Regions from separate parts of the Homo sapiens genome. Here region 2 is linked to region 1. A link is a loop called in an ENCODE intact Hi-C map of the cell type or tissue named here. Cell type or tissue: heart right ventricle. All regions are shown on one strand. Each heading gives the region's core, and the rest is flanking DNA. Links, peaks and the distances in the headings are about the cores only. Region 1 overlaps LOC105374138 (a long non-coding RNA gene). Region 2 has its middle 31 kb from the start of CHST2.

What was found. Hi-C counts contacts between places; a loop is a spot of excess contacts. Peaks named below come from ENCODE experiments on the same cell type or tissue, not always from the same donor. Only the 100,000 strongest peaks of a DNase experiment are listed, where the experiment ranks them.
Region 2: it touches region 1 in a loop (4-fold over the local background); 3 of 110 quality-filtered maps call a loop at or near these places.

Annotation. Positions count from the first base shown.
Region 1 is chr3:143,091,948-143,097,326 of GRCh38, forward strand. All of the region lies in intron 2 of LOC105374138 (a long non-coding RNA gene), which reads left to right. Among named protein-coding and RNA genes, the nearest start is that of CHST2, 25 kb to the right of the region's middle. In heart right ventricle, for the core only: no CTCF peak of the experiment used is centred there; no DNase peak of the experiment used is centred there.
Region 2 is chr3:143,148,550-143,153,928 of GRCh38, forward strand. No RefSeq gene overlaps it. Among named protein-coding and RNA genes, the nearest start is that of CHST2, 31 kb to the left of the region's middle. In heart right ventricle, for the core only: no CTCF peak of the experiment used is centred there; a DNase peak (open chromatin) is centred at 2,976; H3K27ac peaks cover 1,853 bases.

The DNA of each region.
Region 1 (5,379 bases), core at 205-5,204:
TACTCAGGTTTGGTGGTGCACACCTGTGGTCCCAGCTATTCAGGAGGCTAAGGTGGGAGGATCGCTTGAGCCCAGGAGTTTGAGGCTACAGTGAAGCATGATTGCACCACCACACCCCAGCCTGGGTGACAGAGTGAGACCCTACCCCCACCAAAAATAATAAAAAACAAAAAACAAACAAATGAACAGAACAATTTTGGTTCTTGTAAAAAAAAATAGGAAGAGAAGGTTAAGTGTCCATAGTTTTCCAAAACGAGTATGTAACCCCACTGTATGCAGGGGCATGAGGCACAGTGGGTGTCTAGGGCATGCTTTGGAAGTATGCAGCTGGCAGCTGCAGAGGGAGAAAGGCATTGGCTAAGAAGAGAACTGTGTTCCTGGCCCAGATCTTATGACCTTCAGCTAGTCATTCTATGGACTTTAGGTTCCTTATCTGTAAAATGGGCCTGTTGCACTATATGATTACTCTTATCAGCCAACTCAGAGGAGTGTGTGTGTGTGTGTGTGTGTGTGCATGCATGGTCATGCCTGTGTGAGTGTGTGTATGTTTGTGGTTTTTAAAAGCTTACCTCCAAACAAAATTGCCCCTTCTCAAACTGGGTGCCACTGTTCTAAGCCATTCTTCCTGATGCAAGCTAGTAAATGTTCCCTTCAGATCTCACATTAGGAATTTTGTTTTGATTACCTTAAAGACTCTTTGTAGCTCTGGCAGCCTCTCAATCTGTGCTTAGGAGGATGAAATGGTCTGTGCTCACAGGCTTTGGAAGATAGAAAACTGCCTCTCTTCCTCCCTTCTCCCCACGCTTCCTCATCCCCTAATCTCCACTGGAATCTATCAGCTGAATTCTGAGTTTGTGTCCCCAAGGCAGGAATCTGGGAGGTGACAGGACACTGTCCCTCACAGCAGCTTTCTGTGAGCCATAGCATTCTAGAGAAGTCATGCAGTTGAAGAATATAATTCAAAAATAGATAAACTGATAGCAAAGCCACTGGTTATTGACCACTCGTTGTGTGTCAGGCACTGTGCTAATTCCTTACATATACATTTCTTAAACCCTTATGATAACCTAGTAAACATAATGATCCCATATTATAGATGAGAACACAGACTCCGACAGGCTAAGTAATTTTCCCAAGGCCTCAGAACTCCTAAGTGGCTGAGCCAGGATTGAAGGCAGAGCTCCTTGCCATCTGGCCAAAGAGGCATTGTGGAGCAGACTGTTTTTCAAAATATAGGTTATAATCCATTAATACTCCATGAAAATAATTCTGGGCTTAAGAATAGCATTAAAAATAGAGTAGAATGGAAAATATCAGAGTGCATCTTACGTAATATGTAAATATTATTTTGTGAAATTTTGTGTGTGTATGTACAGTGTTGTGACATAAAATCAACTTCTTACTGTGGGTGGTCATTAACATTTTCTTTTATAATAGAGTTTGCGAAACTCCAGTCAGGAGAAGTTAATTAATGAGATGGAATGAAAAGGGCAAGGTGTGGGGTGTTTGGGTATTTCCCCTGCAGAAATTGACCTTTTTTTTTTTTTTTTTTTTTTAGTTTTGTAGTTTTGTCATTTCAAATACCCTCTTTACATCTTTCAGTCTCTTTTCCTTATGGTTCCTTCTTGTTCTGAAATTCTATGACCCTTTGAGAAGCACAGGCAATTAATTTGTGTTTTGGCAGGGTAGAGAATGACAGAGTCACTGGGCACTGGGAAGCTTTACAGGGTACTTTTCCCTGAGCGGAGAGGAGGAGGCTGGTTTCTCTGGGCAGAGGGAGATAATACTCTATGTTTTGCTCCTTTTAGTCAACACTGTAATAGCAAAATTTATTCATGTATTTGTTTATACTCTAGTTCAGGGGTTCCCAGCCTCTGGGCTGCAAACTGGTACTGGTCTGAGGCCTGTTAGGAACTGGGCTGGACAGCAGGAGGTGAGCAGTGGGCGAGCAAGCAGCACTGCCTGAGCTCTGCCTCCTGTCAGGTCAGCGGCAGCATTAGATTCTCATAGGAGCGCCAACCCTATTGTGAGCTGTGCATTCGAGGGATCTGAGATGGGACAGTTTCATCTTGAAACCAACCTTGTCCTCATCTGTGGAAAAATTGTCTTCCATGAAACCAGTCCCTGGTGCCAAAAAGGTTGGAGATTGCTGCTCTAGTTCATTCTTTTCCATTTTATATTCCATCATTTGACTATATAATTATAAATCATTTGTATTTGTTTTTGCTCTTTGGGTTTTATAAACAGTGTAGTTTTGAAGGTTCTGGCCTAAGCATTCTGGTGTGCATGTCCACAGATTCTCTAATGAATATGCCCAGTAAATAAGGAATAGTGAATGACCCAGAATTGCTGGGTTTTAGGGTATCAAAATGCTCACGTTTGCTAGGAAATGCCAAAACCATTTTTTCCAAAGTAGCAACAATTTATGATTTTCACCAGCAGTGTATAAGAATTCTTATTCTCACTAACAGTTGGCACTGCCAGATTTTTTACATTTTTGGCGGTGGTGTGTAGTAGCTCTTTGTGGTTTTTGTTTTTATTTTTACTTTTTGGGGGATGAAGTTTCGCTCTTATTGCTCAGGCTGGAGTACAATGGTGTGATCTCGGCTCACTGCAAGCTCTGCCTCCTGGGTTCAAGCAATTCTCCTGCCTCAGCCTCCTGAGTAGCTGGGATTATAGGTATCTGCCACCACACCCAGCTAATTTTTGTAGTTTTAGTAGAGATGGGGTTTCACCATGTTGGCCAGGCTGGTCTCAACTCCTGAACTCAGGTGATCCACTCACCTTGGCCTCCCAAAGTGCTGGGATTACAGACGTGAGCCACTGCATCTGGTCCTCTTTTTTGTTGTTTTTAATTGTACCTCCCTGATTACTAATATGATGGAGAAACTTCATGTCTATTGGCAATTTCATCTTCTTCCTTTGTGAAGAGCTTATTCAAACCTTTTACATATTTTCCTATTAGGTTACCTGCCTTTTTCTTATTGATCTATGGAATTCTTTGTGTAATGTGGATAGAAGTCCATTGTTACTTACATGTATTGCAGCATCTTCTCTCATTTCATGGTTTATCTTTCCACTAGTTTTTTTTTTTTTTTAGAGATGGAGTCTCACTATATTGGCCAGGCTGGTCTTGAACTCTGTCCTACTTAGGCTGTCTCTGTCCTACCCTTTGGCAGTGCCCACTTTGCCACAACTTAGGGTCCACATATATGATGGCAGCAGCAGCCCATTTGGAGCAGTTGCTGCAAAGATGCTGGCTGCAGCAGTGGAGGCACAGCCAGGGCTGCACGCTTAGCAGAGCCAACGGGAGCCCTGCCCCCTTTCAAGTTGGTGGGGCAGGAGCTCTGCATTCCTGGGTGCAACTGTAGCCACCCAGCTGTGGCTGCAGACTCAGGCATCCCTGTGCTCTCAGGGGCCTGGGAAGACCCCTGGTGCTTCTGCAGGCTTGGAAGTACCTGTTCCCACTGCCTGGCCTCTCCCCGCTCCTGGCACCTGCTCCAGTTTCGGAGCAAAGTTGTGGCCAAGCCTGGGTGCGGTCATGACCTGGCTGGGTGTTCAGGTGCTTGGGGTGGCACTGACATGCCAGCCTCCTGCTACCTCGGCCCCTTCTGGACTTTGGGTGTTGACGATCATGGAAGGGAGGCTGAAGTGGGGCTAAGGGCAGCCTGGCATGAGCCTGCAGGTGCCCCTCAGCATGAACGGCCTGGGTGCTCTGAATGGTGGCCAGAAGCAGAAAGGCTCCTGGGTGGAAAGGGGCAGGTCCCCAGTGAAACCCCACCTTCAAGCCAGGGATGACCTGAAGTCTGGGGGCCAGGCTGCCAGTTCCGTGGACTGGAATGAGAACTTAACGGTGTTTTTTCTGGGCCTGCCCATGGCCACCCATGGACCAATCAGCACATACTTCCTCACCTCTGAAGCCTGTAACAACCCTGGACTCAGCCAGGCTACAGCAGATAACAGGACAACCTGCCTGTAGAGAAGAGCTACCCACTGTGGGTCTCCTTTCCACTGAGGGCTGCACAGACAACAGGATTACCTGTCTGTGCATAGGAGCTACCTATTCTGGGTCTCCCCTCTTCTGAGGGCTGCAGAGCTATTGGGATGTCCTGCCTGCAGATAGGAGCTACCCACTTTGATTCTCTTGAGAGCTGTACTGTTGCTCAATAAAGCACCTCTTCGCCTTGCTCACCCTCCAGTTTTCTGTGTATCTCATTCTTCATGGACAAGGGACAAGAGCTTGGGACCCACCAAATGGCGGGCCTGAAAGAGCTATAACACAAACAGGGATGAAACACACCCCCCTACTTGCCATATTGCGGGCAACGAGAAAAAGAGAAAATAGGAGAGAAGTGCTGCAGCCCTTTGGGGAACCCAGACCTAGGAGCTCCCCAAGCTAGGGGTGTGACACCCTCTTTGGGGCTCTGTGGTTCCTGGTGTCTCCAAGCTTCTGGGCACCACCACGTTACCCGGTGCCCACAGTGGAAGCTGCTTGCAGTATACCTGGTCCAGCTGTAGCCCTGCAGGGAGCCGGTACCCATGCCAGTTCCTGGAGCTGCCCACCCCACCACAGCTGGCATGCTAGGCTGTGTGCAGTAGCCAGACTGCATACTTGCTCACTCACACACCCATTGCTGCTCTGTGCCTGGCTTGCCCTTGACAGGTGTGGGCTCTGGGCTGGTAGTGCAAGCTGAGCACAGCCCACCAGGCCAAGTGGGTAGAATGAGCCCAGTAGGCCCAAGGAAAACTCAGATAAAGGCGCCACTGGCCACAGAGGTTTCCTGCTGGCAAAGTGACACCCCAAGGATCCTGAGACATATACATGAGACTGTGATAGAGCTGCCTGGTCTATTCTAGTCCATGGTCAATTTTTTTGTTTCTGCACTAATGTCATATTTTCTTAATTATGAGAGCTTTATACCAAGTCTTGATATCTAAAAATTAAGTTCTCCTACTTTTTTTCTTTTGAGGTTCTCTTGGCTTTTCTTGGCCCTTCATGTTATATATCCGTTAACTTTCATAGTCAATGGTATGTTGATCTAAATAGGCAAGTTTTTCATTAGTGGAAGCAGAACATTCGTAGTAAAAAACTTTTAAAGATTTTGATTGTCATAACAAATGGCCCTCTGGCATAGGTGATACCAATGTGTACTCCATAAGGAGATTGTAATAATATTTGAAATGGAAAATGACTATATCAGACTATATGTGTGTTTTGTGATTTAATTTGGGGAAAAATATCTATTTCATGCCTCTAGTATTTCTCAAAAAACATGTTGAATATGAGTCTTATTAGGTTTTGCTTGTTTGGTGAGTAAAAATGCCAAGCCTCATGAGAAGCAGAATGTATTTTCTCTTTTATTGTAACTGCATGTACAA
Region 2 (5,379 bases), core at 150-5,149, 57 kb after region 1:
GAGGTCAGGAATTCGAGACCAGCCTGGCCAACATGGCAAAACCCTGTCTCTACTGAAAATACAAAAATTAGCCAGGTGTGGTGGCGGGCGCCTGTAATCCCAGCTACTCAGGAGGCTGAGGATCTTTATTTTCTTTAAGTCCATGGTTGAATGTTTATTGCCTCTTAAGTTTTCTTTTCTTTATGAGGACCTGAGTACTGGATAGGTACTTAATCTATCTACGATATGGTGAAACTTGGTGAATGGGAACACTGACTCCCACTTACTCCTTGTGGTACAACCTTAGACAGTTCACTGAAATTCTTGATGCTTTTTTCTCTTTCAAAAATGGGAAAAATGTTACCTTCCTTACAGGGTAAAGGATTAAAAATAATGCATGGAAAGCATTCAGCACACTGCTGGCATGAAGTAGGTACCCAATAAACGGTAACTAATGGGACTGGCAAAATTACATCTGTTGTTATTGAAATTCCTTGAGCAAAAAAGGTAACCATTTTTCATAGTTGGCTTTAAAATGTATGTTATTTCCAACAAACTATAACTTTTGCAAGAAATTAAGGACTTTAATGCATTTAAAAATCTTTATCAGTGCCTGTTTTGTGCCCAATTAATGAAGCTTTGAAGGAGATCTGAGGTCAGGACAAGTGGTAGGAGAGTGAGGTCAGAGAAAGGAGAAAAAGATTAATAGGTAAACATAACTGCAGAACTGGAGAACTATAATAAGTTCCTATGTTAATGTGTCAGGAAGAGTAGACGGCTGCAATCCAACCCATTGTGTTGTGGAAACTTCCACAATATGGATGCAGAATAACACAGTGGCTAACATCACAGCGCTGGAGCCACTGTCTGAATTTGAACCCCAGCTCTGTGATTTACTGTACAATCTTAACCTCTTTAAGCCTCAATGTTTTCATCTGAAAAACAGGATGACAGCATTTGACTTATATGATTGCTGTAAGGTTTAAATGAATTAAAATGGTCAAAGCATTTTGAATCATGCCTAATAATAACTCAACAAATGTTTGCTTAAAAAATCATTGAACTGACATACATTTAGCATCTTCTGTATGCCAGGCACTGCTCTGGGCACAGGAGAGTACTGGCAGAGCACCTGCTGTCATCGAGCTTTTAGACACGTAAGAAATACATGTATAGAAGCACCATGAAGGAAAATAAATGAGGACAAGGAAGCATCGAATGTGTTAGGGAAGGTGGCCAGGGATGGCCTTCTGAGAAAGTGACATTTAACTTGATGTATGATAAATGCTGGGTGATCTTAGAGCCTGTATCAACAGTTGGAGGTAGAGAAAGACTAACTTTGATAGCATTTCAGACCTGTGATACAGTCCTGTGGCCAGGAACTCCAAGAGCTATTATGTTGTTCCATAACCATTCCTTTGAATGGAACTGGAAATTGGGTAATTATGGGATCAAATAATCACAAGTGGTAGGCTATGGGCAGCTGAGGAGAAAACTTAAATTAGCTGCACATCCCACATTTTAAGGAGCGTTATTTGCCTGTTCTCTGCACCAAATAATTCCAACTCTGCTTAGATCCATTTTATAGGTTTGAAAAACTGAACTACTGACAAATCTAACCCACATACAAACATATGAGCATTATACATTTGTATAATACATTAACATAAAGTGCCCGTGTTCTTCACACAGCTGTCCTGTAGATGACAACACTTGCACTGAATGGCAGGCTCGTTGTTTTGGCTGCTGCTTGTAGTTGTGTGTGGTATGGTCAGCTCAGCTGTTGTGGTGGACTTGCCAGTTGTCTCTCCAATATATATTTTCACTTTAGTAATAGAATGGTGATTTTGTTAAGGGTTGGCAGTATGTCCAGCTAAAAGGGTACACCTCTCAGACTCTTTCATAGCTAAGAGTAGCCATGCGACAACATTCTGATCACTGAGTTGTAAGTAGAATGCTTCTAAGGGATTTTTGGAAAATTATTTGCATTCTGAATACAAATGTTACGCCTTTCAATTTCTTTCTTTTCTTCTTGCCTGGATGTACATGTGATGACTGAAGGTGCAGCAGCTATTTTGGAAACATGAAGCAGTAAGCACGAGGATGGAGGCCTAAAATACAAGGCTTGTGGTGCAGAAAGAAGAGCAGAGCTGGAGCCCTGCTGTCAGTTAAGTCTCTGAGCTGTTGCTAAGACTGCTGAACCCCAGACTGCTGCTTGCATAAGACCAATACGTATACATTCTTGTCTATTTAAGGCCCTAGAAGTCAGGTTTTCTGTTATTTGTAGCAGAATACATTTCTAACTGATACAAATAGCTTCCGTAACAATGGGCTAGTGAATGCATATACATTTCTCCTTTTTGAAATGGGCACTAGATTTTATGTGAAAACAGAGGATGTATGAGCAGATAATGAAAACAATATACAGTCTAGTTCTCTGTAGAATTGGCCTTTCTAGCTACAGCTTTGTCTTAAATTATGGCATCTAGTCTCCTATATCTTTTGTTTCTTAAAAAATTTAAACTGAAGCAATCTATTGTGAGGAAGCAGATGGGCCACTTGTGTCTCTAGATCTGGCTGGGCTTAGTTCTGCTCTTACTTGGCCTGATTTCTTGTCCTGGCTTTTTTTTTTTTCTTGGTCACACCCTCCAGTTTCTTCCTGGCTCTATTTGTCATACAAATCAAATACTACTCTCTCTGTAACTGTGATTTCAGAGCAGTTCTTGCTCCATCATTTTGGCCAAAAGTGATTTGATCTAAAGCTGTGAAAATGACCAGAGAGAGACCATCTGCAGTACTATTTGCTTGTTCCTGGCCCTTCAGAAAAAAGTTCTTGATCAATGCATCCCAAGGTAATTGTTGTTTCTCACCCGAACCCTTCTGGCTTCAGTCCTCAGTTTACGGGAGGAAGAAAAGGGGCAGGGTTTTAGGCAGTTGCAGCCTGGAGTTTGACGCTCCCCTGCGCATCCCTCGGTGTAGCTTGGCAAGAGCAATGGAAACAGCACACGCACATCCTTTAGCCATCAGCAAACAAGAACTCTATGTCTGCCAAGATGTGACGGAGCATTCAGGCTCCTCTTTGCTGTGTCCACATCTGCTAGAGATTTCCCAGAGAAAAGAAATTTGGATATTTCTTCACCCAAAGTGGTGATGGTCTTATGGAGAGAGCATGGGTGAAATGGAGAAGTGAATATGGTAGTCATGAACTGCTCCTGCACCTGGGAAATAATCTCCCTCTGAGTTCTTCCTCTTCTAATAAACATACAACTACATCCTAAATCAAGAAGTGCCAGTACTGCATACCTACAAATACCAAAAGTGGTAAAAATGTTAAAATGAAATGGACCTCTCTGAAGCCCTGCCACCGTCCCATGTGCTCTGGCAACCACTGCCTGCTGCAGGAGAGATCATCACCTAAACTCCTTTTTGTGAAAAAGAGATCTTTCCCCCCCAGTCTCCAGTTTCATTTTCCTCACCGCTTTGTCCTTGTGTTATTTATGGGACAAGGCCCAGGAGTGAGTTGCTGAGGTACTTTTCTGCATATGCTTCATAAGTTTTATGAACCTCCATTGAATTTGCTTTTTTGTCTCCCCAGTCTAGGCTGAATAACTCCTTTCTGGAATAGAACCCATCAGCCAGCTGAAGGCAGTGCATATGAAACTCCAGTCCTCCAGCCAGCCAGCCTAGAGCCCTCTCAGTCATTGATTTACTTCATTTCCTGACACGAGGGGGCACCTGAAATTGGGCACCCTGCTTCAGCTGAGGCGAGTAGAAGAGGGCATTTGTTGTCTCCTCTGCTTCTCAGCTCGTGAATGCTGCTGCTCACTCCCTCTTCAGAAGTCAGGCGGCCTCTTCTCTGGGGAGCATCCCTCCCTTACACACTTTGCAAAGTGCTAAGCTAACTCGAAGCACTCAAAAATCAGAAGCAAATCCATTTGCTAAACCCAAGCAAATGGAAAGGCAGGTTGGGGCTCTTGTTTACGAATCAGGCAAAATATGGAGTTGAACTATCCAAGTGTGGTTGCCGTTTGTCACTGAGCACTCTTCTTATTTAATGGAAATGTTACATTGTTGGGAGAGTTTTAGAGAGAGGTAGGTCCCAGAGACCCTTGATAAAACCAAAGAGAGGGGCAGATACATCTTATTCTTTACTCTTTATTTGCTTGGAAAATAAGATGCTTGCATTAAGATTTGGCATTTTCAGGGAGTCATGCAAGGATGCAGGGTCTGCTGGAGGTTAGTTGCAGAAGGCAGAGCCGTGTGGCATTGGCTCTGCTGGTGATGACCTCATAACACCCTGCGTGGGAACTTGGCTGTGCTCATGGCAGCCCAGCTTCCCATTCTCTGCCTGTTTTCAAAGCCTAGATCTTTAGTCTTGCAAACAATTCCAAAAGTGTGCATATCCTTTCAATATACCCCCTTTGGTACAGACTACTACCTTTTCTGGCACACCAAAGAAAAATTAAATTCCCTCCTCCCTCCTGCCCCAGTCCTCTAGAGCAAAATCATGAGAAACTGGCCTGCTGTTCCATTTCAGCCATCATCTTACCTGAGATGGACACTGGTTCATTTCTCATGTGATAGGAATGTCAGTACTCCTTCAGCCCCATCATGATCTGAATTAAGTGCAGGTTTGTTTTCTTTAATGCGTTTGAGGGAGGAGTTTGAAGGAGGTGACCAGTTACTGATGTTTTTACCACACAAGTAATACATGAATGCATGCTTCTCATGAAAGACTCCAACAAGGCAGGAATATTCAGGGGAAAACATGATAGACTCGTCCACTGCAGGCCCCCATCACTCTTGCTTTACTCCAAGGGGCAAGCACTATGAACACTGCTTTGCATTTGTATAGTCTGTACACATTTAAAACACATAAATGGGAATACTATGAATTTTGCTTTGTGACTTGTTTTTTCAATGAACAATTTGGGATAACTTTCCATAAAGGTTCAATATATTCTTCTAATGACTGCATAATATTTTTATACTATATTTTATTTAATCTCTTCCATTTGAGAGTTCCTAATTTTTCATTAGTAGAAAAAATATTCCCATGAACACCTTGTATATTTATGTTCATATGTCAATTTTTTTCTAGAATACATTTTTCTAAAAATTGAGTTTTTTCTAGAATGCGATTACTGAATCAAATATAATACATGTTTATAGTTTTGATAGATGTCATCCAACAGCTTTCCAAAAAGTCTTCACCAATTTACAATCCCTCTAACAGAATGGCCTAGAGTTCAGTCCTGCAGCCCTTTCAATGACTTTATAGGCATTTAACATTTCTGCTTAAAATTGGCAAAGTGGTTTTGATTTCCTGCAACAGAACTCTGCTCAAGATACCGTGCTATGATCTTATGATTCCTTTGCTTAAAACACTTCTGTGACTAC